2 separate regions of the Homo sapiens genome follow, and region 1 is linked to region 2. A link is a contact called in ENCODE Hi-C data. All regions are on one chromosome and are shown on one strand. Each heading gives the region's core, a stretch centred on a gene start or an enhancer-like site at or near the end of the contact. The rest is flanking DNA. Distances are from core to core; before and after follow the strand shown.

Region 1 (6,925 bases), core at 1,404-3,903, 1.5 Mb after region 2:
AGGAGTTCGTGACCAGCCTAGCCAACATGGTGAAACCCCGTCTCTATTAAAAATGCAAAAAAATTAGCCGCTCATGGTGACGGGTGTCTGTAATCCCAGCTTTTCGGGAGGCTGAGGAATGAGAATCGCTTGAACCTGGGAGGCAGAGGTTGCGGTGAGCTGAGATCGTGCCATTGCACTCCAGCCTGGGCAACAGAGTAAGACTCCATCTCAAAAACAAAACCAAAAACAAATAAATCAAAAGAAATTTTTAAAAATCTATATGCTTATATATTCGTGTGGGAAGGAGAATAATTCTAAATAATAAATGAACATAAATCATTAGTATATATGTTTCTTCCAATCCTTTCTTCCTTCCTCGGTGCGGACAGAAGTATCCCCTCTCCCTCAAAGTGCTAACATTTCTGCTTGTCTCTGGTATTAGGCAGGCAAGCTTTGGTGTTTTGGAGTCATATGACCTGGGCTCAAATCCTAACTCTGCCATTGACTAGCAGTGTGATCTTGGGCGAATGACTTAGCTTCTCTGAGCCTCAGTTTCCTCCTCTGTAAATTGGGAATAACATATTCTTATGGAAAATGTCTGGCCCACAGAAGCTAATTACAATAGTATTATGCTGGCATCATACTCCAGTTGACTTTTTTTTTTTTTTTTTTGAGATAGCGTCTTGCTCTGTCACCCAGTCTGGAGTCCAGTGCCCAGCTAATTTTTGTTTTGTTTTGTTTTGTTTTTTGTATTTTTAGTAGATGCAGTTTTGCCATGTTGGCCAGGCTGGTCTTGAACTCCTGGCCTCAAGTGATCAGCTCACCTCGGCCTCCCAAAGTGCTGGAATTATAGGTGTGAGCCACTGCTCATGGCCTCCAGCTAAGTTTTTGAAGCCCTATTCCTCCCTCTCCTGCCAGCTCTACAACTGCTGCCTTTACCTTAGAAGAAGGAAGAAGGAAGAAGAGAAGGAAAAGGAGGAGGAGAAGGGGAAGGAGAAGGAGAAGGAGAAAAAAGAAGAAGAAAAGAAGAAGAAGAAGAAGAAGAAGAAGAAGAAGAAGAAGAAGAAGAAGAAGAAGAAGAAGAAGAAGAAATAGCAGTAGTACAGCTTTTCTGACCTTTAGAAAGAAATATACCTCATTTCACTCTGTTATTCTTTCTGGTTAATGTCTTACTTTTCCCTTTCATTGCAAAGTCAGTGTTCTCAGATTGCATGTGGTTTACTGCCTCACTGTTCTTTCTCCCTTTTCTTCTCTGCCATGAGTCACCTGCTGTGACACTTTAGTGACCCTTAAGATACTTCAGTAAAGACCAGTGGGTTGGCAAATCCAGCAAATCCCCCCCCCGCTTTTTTTTTTTCTGAGAGAGAGTCTCACTCTGTTGCCCAGTCTGGAGTGCAGTGGCGTGATCTTGGCTCACTGCAACCTCTGCCTCCCAGGTTCAAGCAATTCTCCCTGCCTCAGCTTCCTAAATAGCTGGGATTATAGGTGCCTACCACCATGCCCGGCTAATTTTTGTATTTTTTAGTAGAGATAGGGTTTCACCACGTTGGCCAGGCTGGTCTTGAACTCCTGACCTCAGGTGATCGCCTGCCTTGGCTTCCCAAAGCAGTGGGATTACAGGTGTGAGCTACCGTGCCCGGCCAACTCTTTCTTTTCTTTTTTTATTTGAGATAGGGTCTCACTTTGTCGCCCAGGCAGGAGTGCAGTGGCACGATTATGGTTCACTGCAGCCTTCACCTGCTGGGCTCAAGCAATCCTCCCACCTCAGCCTCTCAAATAGCTGGGACTACAGGCATGTGCCACAATGCCCAGCTAATTTTTTTATTGAGACTGGGTTTCTCCATGTTGCCCAGGCTGGTCTTGAACTCCTGGGCTCCAGCAATCCACCTGCCTTGACCTCCCAAAGTGTTTGGATTACAGGCGTGAGCCACAATGGCCAGCCTCCCCTGTCTCTATTCTTCCGGATTTCACCACTGTGACATTCTGCACTCACCACTTCCCCCACCCCACCTTTTTTTTTTTTTTAATGCTTTTCTCCTGTAGCTCCCATGACCACCAGAAGTTACCCAACCAGGCAGATCAGTATCCCTTATCAGCTCACCAGTCCTGAATAATCCCTGACATTTGCATCTTCCTAGATCCCCTCTTTGAGACAGTGTGTTACAACTTTTCCTTTTTCCTCACCCCTCCCCCCTTGGTGACATTCCTTCCCTCTTGCCTGCGGTTACTTCAGAGTCAGCACCTGCACCCACACTTGACTCCTCCCCTCCAGCTCACAAGCGGAAGTATCTTCCTAGCTAAAGCCAGCCTCTCTGCGTTTGCTCTCGATCTCTCCCCTCCCACCATTTGGCCCCCCTTAGGGGACAGAACAGATCATGACTGATGCACCTTCAGCCTCTCCTGCTTTACTTTAAAATCTTGTCATCCTTTAAAATTCTTCCTTGCCCTCATCCGCCCTCCGCATAGTTACTGCCCTCTCTCTCCTCCCTCATTTCTGCCATCAAGCCCAAGCTCTCATGAAGCATTCATTTAATCTTCACAGCAGCCCATGAGGATGGTGTCAGTATTGTCCCTATAAAACAGAAGTGGAGTACAGTTGCTTTATTAAACAAGGTCACCCGGCAGGGGTTTGAAGGCAGAGAACTGGGCTTAGGGTCTGTGCCCTTGACCACTATGTCATACCATAATGCATGCCTCATACTGGATGGTGTCTGTTCCCAGCACTCAGCTCAGTGCCTTGCACATACATAGTAGGGGATTAATAAATATGTCTGACTAAATAAATACATGCTGCAAGTTCTTATTCTTTCACTCTTAGAATGACTCACTAGGCTGGGCACAGTGGCTCACGCCTGTAATCCCAGTACTTTGGGAGGCTGAGGCGGGCGGATCATGAGGTCAGGAGATTGAGACCTTCCCGGCCAACATGGTGAAACCCTGCCTCTACTAAAAATGCAAAAATTAGCTGGGTGTGGTGGCACGTGCCTGTAATCCCAACTACTCGGGAGGCTGAGGCATGAGAATCGCTTGAACCCAAGAAGTGGAGGTTGCAGTGAGCTATCATGCCACTGCACTGTAGCCTGGCGACAGAGCAAAACTCTGTCTTAAAAAAAAAAAAAAAAAAAAAAGACACTAATCCAGGGATTCTCAAAAAATGTAGGGGCTTAGGTTTATAGCTACTTTTCTGAAAGAAGCCACAGTTCTCATGAGTTTGTCATAGGAGTCTGTGTCCATACCAAGTTAATAACTTTTTTTTTTTTTCTTTTGAGACAGGGTCTCACTCGGTCAACCTCCTGGGCTCAAAGGATTCTCCCAAGTAGCTGGGACTACAGCTGTGCGCCACCACACCTGGCTAATTTTTTTTTTTTTTTGTATTTTTTTGTAGAGATGCGGTTTTGCCATGTTGCCCAACCTGGTCTTGAACTCCTGGCCTCAAGTGATCTGCCTGTTTTGGTTTCTCAAAGTGCTAGGACTACAGGTGTGAGCCACCGCATTCGGCCACAACTGCTTGATTCATTCATTTTTCTGTCTCCAGTTTCATTTTCCCCCTTCTCCTCCGCCTCACATCCTGTACAATGCCAGTAGATGACTAGATTGTCAATGTCTCATTTTAATTCTGTTGCTGGTAAAAACATAAGAATAGGCCAGGTGGCACAGTGGCTCATGCCTGTAATCCCAGCACTTTGGTAGGCTGAGGCGGGCAGATCACCTGCAGTCAGGAGTTCAAGACCAGCCTGACCAACATGGTGAAACCCTATCTCTACTAAAAATACAAAAATTAGCCAGGTGCAGTTGCACTCACTTGTAATCCCAGCTGGTAGGAAGGCTCGGGTGGGAGGATCACTTGAAGCTGGGAGGCAGAGGTTTCAGTGGGCCAAAATCACATCACTGCACTCCAGCCTGGGCAACAGAGTGAGACTCTGTCTAAAACAAACAAACAAACAAACAAACAAATATATATATATATAAATATGAATAATTCATACATATATGAATAAATAATTTTCTCTACCTAAAAAGTCTTGAATGCCCTCACCCCACTGCCTCCAACATAAAAATCAAACACTCTGGCCCAATAGCCAAGGCTTTCAGTAATCAAAGCCCAACACACTTTACTAGTACTCCCATTTTTCTCCTGCTTGAATTCTCTGCCCCAGGCAAACCAAAGTCTTCTAACTTCAAAGCCTATGTTCTAACTCGTCTTTCAGCAGTTCATTCAACAATAATGTATTTCATTCCTGATCTGAACCAGGCATTATGCTAGGGGTGGGAATACACAAATGAATACAATACAGTCTTTACCCTCGAGAGACTATCAATCTAATTTGGGAGAGAGATGTGAAAACAAAAATCTAAAGACATGGAATGACAAATTGTCCATGGGAGTTATTCTTGCCTGGAGGTGGGGTGGAGCTGAGAGTAAAGGAGACTTTTCTTTCTATGTTCAACATGTCTGCACTCTTTACCTGTTTCTTTTATAACATGCATGCTTTACTTTTGTAACCAGGGGAAAAAAATCACATTACATGAAAATTATGATTAATTCAATTCTGAACACTTGAGTTCAAAGAAAAAGCCCATAACTGTCAAAAACATAGTAAAATTAAGGAAGAAAGGACAATGAACCAATAGAAAAAAGTGGACAAAGCTATGAGAAGGCATTTCTCAGAATATGAAACATTTATGGTCAATAAACATATAAAGATATATTCAACTTCATTAATCATCAGAGAGGTACAAGTCAAAACCACAGTGAGATTCCATTTGATGTCTATTTGAGTGGCAAAAATGAAGAAATCTGACAATAGCTTGCATTGGAGAGGATGTGGATCAAGAGAATCTCATATACAATGTTGTTAGAAGTGTAAATTGGTTTAAAAAAATCAAACCAGAACAAAACAAAACCCCAAAACCACTTTGGTAAACAACTGGAAATTATCTTGTGAAGCTGAACATTCACAATAGAATTGTGACCACCAATTCTATTTCTATGTAAATAAGAAAAAGAAATTCTCGCATTGGCCGGGCGCGGTGGCTCACGCCTGTAATCCCAGCACTTTGGGAGGCCGAGGCGGGCGGATCACGAGGTCAGGAGATCCAGACCATCCTGGCTAACATGGTGAAACCCTGTCTCTACTAAAAATACAAAAAATTAGCTGGGCGTGGTGGCGGGCGCCTGTAGTCCCAGCTACTCGGGAGGCTGAGGCAGGAGAATGGCGTGAACCCGGGAGGCGGAGCTTGCAGTGAGCTGAGATTGCGCCACTGCACTCCAGCCTGGGCGACAGAGCGAGACTCCGTCTCAAAAAAAAAAAAAAAAAAAAAGAAATTCTCGCATTTGAGCAGCGTTGGGTTTTACATGAAAGTTTTTGGTAGCACTTTTGCAATAACAGAAATCTGCAACAACCCAATGCTCAATATTGGGAAATCGGGTGTATTAGTTTGGGTTCCCCAAAAGCAGAGCCTGAGACAAGGACTTGGGTGCAGGTTGTGTATTTGGGAATTGATGATGTGTGTGGAGGACAACAGGTCTAACGGAGAGGAACGAGTGAGGTAGGGTAGGAGGGAAAGCCAGCGCAGGGGGCGTGATTGATTTTTGGAGTCCTCTGAAAAGTGTAAAAAATGCCTCCTAGAATTGTCCATCTGAAGGATAGGAGACTGGGGCATTTATTCCTTGGCTCATACCTGCCACTGGTTGAAGGTTGTGTTAATTCTCTTTACTTTCAGACTACGCCTGTGAGAGGGCTGAGTAGGCTCTTATGGCTTTGAAAAGGCCTTGAAACAGAAATTGGAGAGGCCCAAGACCTGACACTTGCAGCGGAAATTGTAAGCGAAGGCTCCCATGAAACTGGCCACCATATATTCAGGGCTAAGAGGCCAAGGATAAGAATACAGGCCACCAAGAGTTTCTGTTGCATGGGAAAAATGAAAGTTAGTATAGTCACACATTAGAATTGTCTATAGCAGCCGCGAGAAATAAATGCAACTATATGCATCAAGCCTGAGATGAATTTTAACAATATAACACAAAAAGTGAAAAAGAAATCCCAGGATATTACATAGGAAATGACACTGTTTTAGTAAAGAAAACAAGAACTAAAATTAACGATATATGTTTTGGGAACATGTATGCATGTATCTGTGTGTGTGTGTGTGTGTGTGTGTGTGTATGTATGTATACAAATATATATGACTTACTGTACCCAACTGGTTTTTTAGTTTTCAAAAATTTATGTGTGTGTATGTATATATACACACGTATACAAATTCTGCTGGAATGCAATGGTGTGCTCACAGGCCTTTTAATTTTTTTTTAAGAGATGGAGGGGGTCACACTTTGTTGCCCAGGCTGGACTTGAACTCTTGGTCTCAAGTGATTCTCCTGTCTCAGCTTTCCAAGTAACGGAGATTATAGGCATATGCCACTGTGCCCATTTTAATTTTTTTTTTTTTTTCTGGGACAGAGTCTAGCTCTGTCATCCAGGCTGGAGTACAGTGGCGCGATCTCGGCTCATGGCAACCTCCGTCTCCTGGGTTCAAGCAATTCTCCTGCCTCAGCCTCCCATGAAGCTGGGATTACAGGTGTGCACCACCATGCCCAGCTAATTTTTGTATTTTTAGTAAAGATCACATTGGCTAGGCTGGTTTCAAACTCCTGACCTCAGGTGATCCACCTGCTTGGGCCTCCCAAAGTGCTGGGATTACAGGCATGAGCCACTGTGCCTATTCCCCATTTTACAATTTTTTATTTTTATTTTATTTATTTTATTTTTTATTTTTTGAGATGGAGTTTCTCTCTTGTTGCCCAGGCTGAAGTGCAATGGCGCGATCTCGGCTCACCACAACCTCTGCCTCCCGGGCTCAAGCGATTCTCCTTCCTCAGCCTGTAATACCGAGTAGCTGGTATTACAGATATGTGCCACCACACCCGGCTAATTTTGTATTT
Region 2 (6,594 bases), core at 4,095-6,594:
GTAGAAAATGAAGTTTCTATAATAAGTCAAAAGGGAATAGGAAGATGCAGCTTGGTAGGAGTGAGGACTCGAAGGAAAAAAAACAACTCACTGAAAGCTAAAAATAGTGAAATTTAATCCATGTAGAAGTATTAGTTCTCCTTTCTCCCTAACTCATATAAAATGTGTTTTTTAAATTGAGGTATAACTTTCATACAGTATAGTGCACAAATCTTAAATGTACAGCTTGATACATTTTTACATATGTACACATCCATGTAACACCATCCAGATCAAGACAGGGAACATTTCCAGTGCCTTCTCCTATTCAATAACTCCTTTCTACCCACTACAAACCAGTGACCACTGTATCAGTAATTTATTCCTTTTTATTGTCAAATAGTACTCCACTATGTGAATATACTACAAATTTGTTTACTCATTCTCCTGCTGATGGACATTTGGGTTGTTTCCTGTTCTATCATGAAGAAAGTTGTTATGTATGAGCATTCTTGTACAGTATTTTGGTGAATATAAACACTCATTTCTCTTGGGTATATGCCTAGAAGAGACTGCTAGGTCACAAGGTAAGCATATGTAGATTAAGTCAGTTTTCTTAAGTAACTATCAATACACTCTACTAGCAATATTTGATAATTCTCATATAAAGTTTTTAAGTGTAAAAAAGTGCTTTAGTTAAAGCACAATAATTTTGAGGCTTTTCGTTTACATTGTTTTCTGACCTTTTAGAGTAGGGGGTAACATAAGCAGAGTGCTCACATCTCAGCGGAAGGTTTGGGTGGGGTATGGGAAGAAAACAGAATTTTGATTTCAGTTTCTTACTCTTTTAGCTAAAAAGTAAATTTTACTAGTATTTTATATGCAAGTTGACACTATTAATAGTATTCTTATTCAGATGGTTATGTTTATTCACGTTGAGTATACTGTGATTTACTGCCATTTGGTGTGTGCCCGGTTGAGCAGGATTATGGAATATCTACTTCTAACTGAACTAGCTCTCACCAAATGAACAGGTGGCTAAAAAAAAGAAAGATTCCTACACAAAAATAATATTAGTAATGTAGATGCAAGCAAACAACAAGGTAAATGTCTAAGCTGACACTTCTATTCTAGAAAATCTCTTCGGAAGTTAAGAACAATGACCATCCATCTAGTCAAATCTCACAAGAAGCAGGCAGAAAATATTCCAAAAATTAAGACTTTAAAAAATATGAACTTAACCTATAAGTAATAATAAGTATTATTACTGTTAACGATATTGTGCAATGAAAATTTTAAAACATATTGTTTTCATCATGTCATCCCTTTTAGTTTCTTTTTGTGTTTATTTTATGCTGTATATAGTAGTAACAGAAAGCACATGTATATATAAAGAAAATTTAGATATATTAGTGATGTATGCTCAAATTATTTTACCAACAGGGTACACAAACAAAAGCGATCAGAGACTCGTTTTAGCCTCAGTACTTTTTAACATTAAGCTAGCTAATCCATAACATAGATGAACTTCTAATTTTTAAAGCCACACAAAATTAGGCATACTAGATGAGAAACAGCCAGCTGCTATTTAATGTTAGAATAATACATCTGAACAATGGGGGAGAAGGAAGGAGGAGGACAGGAATCTACCAGAAAGAGGCATGAGAGTACTTTCGTAGGCACTGTTCTATACCTTGGTAGGTATTATGTCAATGTATTTATGTATTTATATTATATATATGTATCACATATACTTATATATATCAGACATATATCATATAGAGAGCTATATTTATATTATACCAATGTATACATTTGTCAAACTCACCGAATGGTACAGTTAAGGTAAGTACATTCCATTCCATGTAAATTTTACCTCAAAAGAGAAAAGGATCCATTCAAAGTATTAACCACTAGGTTAATGGCATGCATGTGTCTAGGAGTAAATTATGGCGATGTGTGCAACTTACCTTGAAATGCATTAAAATAAGAGGAACTATTATGTAGATAGAGGGAGGATATATGAACAGATGCATGAAAGAGCAAGTAGAATGAAATTTAATTGTAGAATCTAGGTGTAGATAAATGGGTCTTCACAGTTCAATTTTTTAAACTTATCTATATATTCGAAATTTTTCAGGATAAAATATTGGAAAAATAAATCTGAGTTGAAAGTTGACAATAATTTAAAATAGTGTAGTGATACAAAGGAAAGTTAGAAATTCAAAAAGGAAAAAGGTAGGAACATACAAGTACCATCACTTGGTGCTTTTAGATACTCTGTATTTGTGAGGTGAGAATTATCTTTATTTTACAGACGAGTAAACAGAAACTTAGAAAGATTACAGAACATGCACAAGGTCACAGTGTGAAGCCCAGCCAAGAGCTGAATCCAACCTGTAGGAATTCTGAATCCTCTTGACCTACATTCCTCACAAAGGGCTGCCTAGGACCAAACATCTTCCCTAGAGCAAGGAAGTTGCTTCTCCATTCCTGTATGAACCAGCTCTAATACAAAGTGCCTTCCTACAACATGTACTCTGAAATCTGTTTCTTCCTGGTTTCCCTCCTAAGTTTGAGTCCTTGGCGCCCCACAGTATCTAATGCCCACATGAATGGCCTTCGTATCAAGTGATAATATTTGAAACTTCAATAAGCAAGACTTTTTTTCCCAGTTAGCATTTTATAACATTATCATCTACACAGCTATACCTAGGTGTAAGATGGGAATAATGCCTCATAGAATTGGGATGAAAAAAATGAAAACATATGTGAAGTATACGCACTGTAAAAAAGGGGACTCAAATCTTTTTCTAACCTTTACCTTTGGAAATTGCAGCATGCCACTAACGAGAAAATAAAACTTCTTTTTTTGAGTCTTAGGTTGTTTCTTGAGGAGCTCGTTAAATGTGAATAGATACAGATTTTTCTTTCTTGTACCTATTTTATCTAAAAACTTAATTTTGTTTCCTCATTTTATTTTCCATTTTGCCTTATTTGGAATTATCACTTCCAGGAATTTTATGTACAATTAGATATACAACTAGGACCACTTCCGTAGGATTTTTCTGTTTCACAAATTACTACAGGTGGCCAACCTGTACAGGCAACATATTAATGAAATTTTAAGTCTATTTTCTTTTTGACTATCAGAAGATATTTTTCAAAGGGAAGATTTTAAAAAGCCATTATGGTACTAGGAAATGACCAACTAGTAACGGTAACCTTTAATTGGCTTTGACTGTGTTTATACACATATGGCCCTAAAGCTATACATTTCTTACTTGGCAAACAGATTCGGGGATTTTCTGAAGTCACAAATATATTCAGGGACTCCTAAAGTCACAAATCTTGCCTCTCTAAGCAATACTGTATTACAGCATAAAAAATAACCAGTTATTCTACCTTAAAAACTTTGCCTTATCTTAAGGACAATCTACAGTTCAGATGCGAAGCTATTTTCAGTCTACTGGAACCTGAATAAGACTGTTTTTTCCTCTTGATATCTGAGGTTGTTAGTGTTGGAAAGGATCCTAGAGATGATTTTATAGTTGCAGCAATGGATATGCAGACAGTTGAAATGATTAGTCCATAACAGAGCCTGAACCAGACACCAGGTCCCCCAATTCCTGGCCTAGTGTTCTTTCCATTTGACAATCATGCCAAACCAAATATTTAAAAAGTGATTATGTCCATCCATTACTTCAACTTCACTAAATTTCAGTCTGGCCACTCGTGATGTCACTTCCTTTTGTGAATGGGTGTATTTTTTTTTCTTGATCTTGCTATCTTCACTTGACTACAATACAACATTTTAGAGCTCACACTATATTTATGCCAATTTTCTCCATGACTGTTTCCGTTCCTAAAGAATACCAATATAATCTCTAGAATGCCTTGACCCTCCTTTTCACAAGATTTCTTATTTCAAGCAATCAACTGCCAACCATACAAAAATAAAAATAAAAAGGATTTCTTCTAAAACACAAAGCACACATGGCAGTGTTGTGTGTCTTCCTCAAAGAGCTTAATAAAAATTGTGAATGCTATGTATTACATGCAGACGCTTTCTAGAAAAAGAGCCCAACGACAACCTTGTTATGTAGGAAGAGAGAGCTATTGTGGACTGTAGCAGGAGGCCAAGAATAAGGTTTGAGATTCTACCTAAAACAAATATGGAGGTGGAAAGGCACAAGAAGCTTGCTGGACCCACCAGTCAGAGGTAGGCTGCAAGCTCTCGGCTATCAGAGGTCGGTTTAAAAGAACGATGGGCACCAGAGAGGCACGTACCCCAGGACAATGATAGGGCAGGCGGGGCACCGGGAATCGCGCTCAGGGAAAACTCAACAAGTCTAGAAGGCAAAGAGATGGATGAATGACTGCCAAGAGGCTCCCGCTGGCCTCTGGATGACCACTACCACTTTCCAGGATTTACTGCCCGCCGGCACTCGCCGGCTCGCGGACAGCCGCTCACCCCGCTGCCGTACCTGCCCCGACGTTCGCCCGGGACCCAGGGTATCCACCAATGACCCTGCCCGGAGCCGAAGCCTCCGTCGCAGGCCCGCTGCCCGGCGGCGTGGCTTCCCGGTCGGCACCGGCTTTCCAGGAGGAAGGCAGCGTCGGGCCTGCGGGGGCCGGACCCGCCTTCGAAAGTGGGCGGAAGGATGGCCGCCCTGGCGGAGTGCGGGCGAGGCCGGGAGCCCTTGCCTCAGCCCCGGCCCGGTCTTCTTCGTGCCGCGCCGCCCTCAGCCCTCACCACAGCCGGCCGCGAGCTGCGGGCTCGGGGCTGAGGCGATGGGGAAAGGGGGCGGGCGCGCCATCATGAAGGGGAAAATGGTGGGCGGGCGGGCCCGCGCGCGGCCGCGGTACTCACCCGGGCCGGCCAGTGCGGGTAGCCCTTCATCTTGGCGAAGACCAGGTCGCCCGCTTTGTACTCGCGGGGCCGCGGACGCGCCATCCCAGCCGCTCCCCTTCCTGGTAGTCCTTGGTCGCCGCGAAGATGCCGGGAGGCCGCCCCCCCGCGGGCCGACGAATTGCGCCGCGCTCCCCGCGGGCCTCAAGCCGGGCGGACGAGCGGCCGCTCCGACGAGGGGAAGCGGCGAGGCGGCGGCTGAGGCAAGGGGTGGGCGGGGGGCGCAGCAGGCCCGGCAAATCACGGCCCGGCAGCGGGGGAGGGGAGCCCCCGGCCGTTCGGCGCTCGCCCGCGTCCGGCCGCGCCAAGGTCCCCGCCGCCGCCGCCGCCGCCGCCGCGCGCGCTGCTCACCAGCGCCGCGTCGCCTGCCTCATGCCGCCGCTGCCGGTCTCCCTCCCGGGCTCCCGGGCGCGGCGCGAGCGCCGGGCCTCGCGTCTGCTCCGAATTCCTTCTCGGGCAGCGACCGCAAACACGATCTTATTATTGTTCTCGCGCGCGCTCAGCATCCCCCCCCCGCCCCGCTTCCCGCTTCCCGCTCCCCTCCCCTTCCCTCCCGCGCGGGCCGGTTAATTCCTAGGTACACGGCCGGCTTTCGCGGAGAAACCGAGCGCGCCAGCCCGGCTTCTCGGCTGGCGGGCGGGCGGTGGGCGCGTCCTCCCCCAGCACCGAAGCCCGCGCCGGGCGGGCGGGAGTGCCTACTCCGGAGGACGCCCGCCGCCTGCTCTCTTTTGTTCTTGGCCCGGAGCTGCCTGCCGCAGCCCAGCCAATCACCACCCGGCCGCCCCCTTCCCCTCCCGTCCGTGCCACTCTGGGGGTTCTCCCCACTCGCGCCCCCCGCTCCCACGCCCACCTCCCGCTGACTCGACCCTCTCCTGGCTACCCCCAGCCAGCCACTTCCGCGGCTGCTCTCTGGTGAGTGGGGGACAAAGGCGCTCCAGGCCTGGGGGACGGCGGCGCGAGGGGACCCTCTGCTGGGCACCAAGCTGCCGGAAAGAGCACCGCTCCGGAGTCAGCGACCTTATTGGATTCTTGCCCCAGGTCTGCCCTTAACAATGCAGTGTGACCCACCTAGGGCGAGCTATTTAATCGGAGTCATGGGAGGTTTTCTCATTTGCTGAGTGGCACAGACGGGATTCGAACCTGTATCCACATGAGTCCAAAGTCCATAAGCGATTATGTTTCTCTCTGTGTGCGTTTTCTAGGCCTGCAGTGTTTGTGAAAAGGACTTGCACTGGCCGGTCACTTGTTTCCAATCCTGGCAACCTTTTGGACAACGTTTTTGAAATTAGCATCCCTTTCTGGAGATGTATGTACATATACAGTTCATTAGCTCTAGAACATGTTCATTTACCACTATTTTACTCTAAATTCCCTAGCTGGCTGCTTTCAAAGACATTTTGAGAGTAGGAATCTTCCTAACACTCTCTTTTGTGAGGAGTAAGTAGAATAATTCAAGGAATCGTTTGGAGTCTGTCCAATGAACGAATGCTGCTTCTTTAATCATGCTGTAACCCACCTCCTTTAAGGGGTCAGCTGGCATAGCTCCTAAATGCTGCTTTCTGTGGCCCTCACCTTGTCACACGGACAGTTCTCATTTGTGTCTGTTCTCTCTCCCTTTTACAGAAGCTACAGTTTTCCCCACCATCCGCCCCCCTCTCTGGCCTTGTAGAATGGTGTGTGTGTGTTTTAACTCCTGCTCTTGT

What was found. A loop is a pair of places that touch in the nucleus more often than their neighbours do. Pooled maps may share reads with other maps.
Region 1: a loop to region 2 is called in a pooled map, with 4 times the contacts of the local background. The contact joins the enhancer-like site here to the promoter of HDGFL3 in region 2. A Hi-C loop is called at or near these places in 5 of 37 single-sample maps with no recorded cell type and 3 of 50 pooled maps.

Annotation. Positions count from the first base shown.
Region 1 is chr15:84,733,043-84,739,967 of GRCh38, forward strand. No RefSeq gene overlaps it. Among named protein-coding and RNA genes, the nearest start is that of ZNF592, 12 kb to the right of the region's middle. RefSeq lists enhancers at 584-1,487, 1,994-2,053, 2,074-2,163, 3,444-3,503. Within about 2 kb of position 2,654, at least 23 of the 41 ENCODE cell types and tissues checked have a DNase peak (open chromatin) inside an H3K27ac peak, as active enhancers do.
Region 2 is chr15:83,202,479-83,209,072 of GRCh38, forward strand. It overlaps HDGFL3 (HDGF like 3), which reads right to left and starts at 5,345. Exons shown (of 6, transcript NM_016073.4): 1 at 4,853-5,345. The coding sequence starts at 4,936. RefSeq lists silencers at 4,603-5,052, 5,443-5,782 and an enhancer at 5,643-6,256.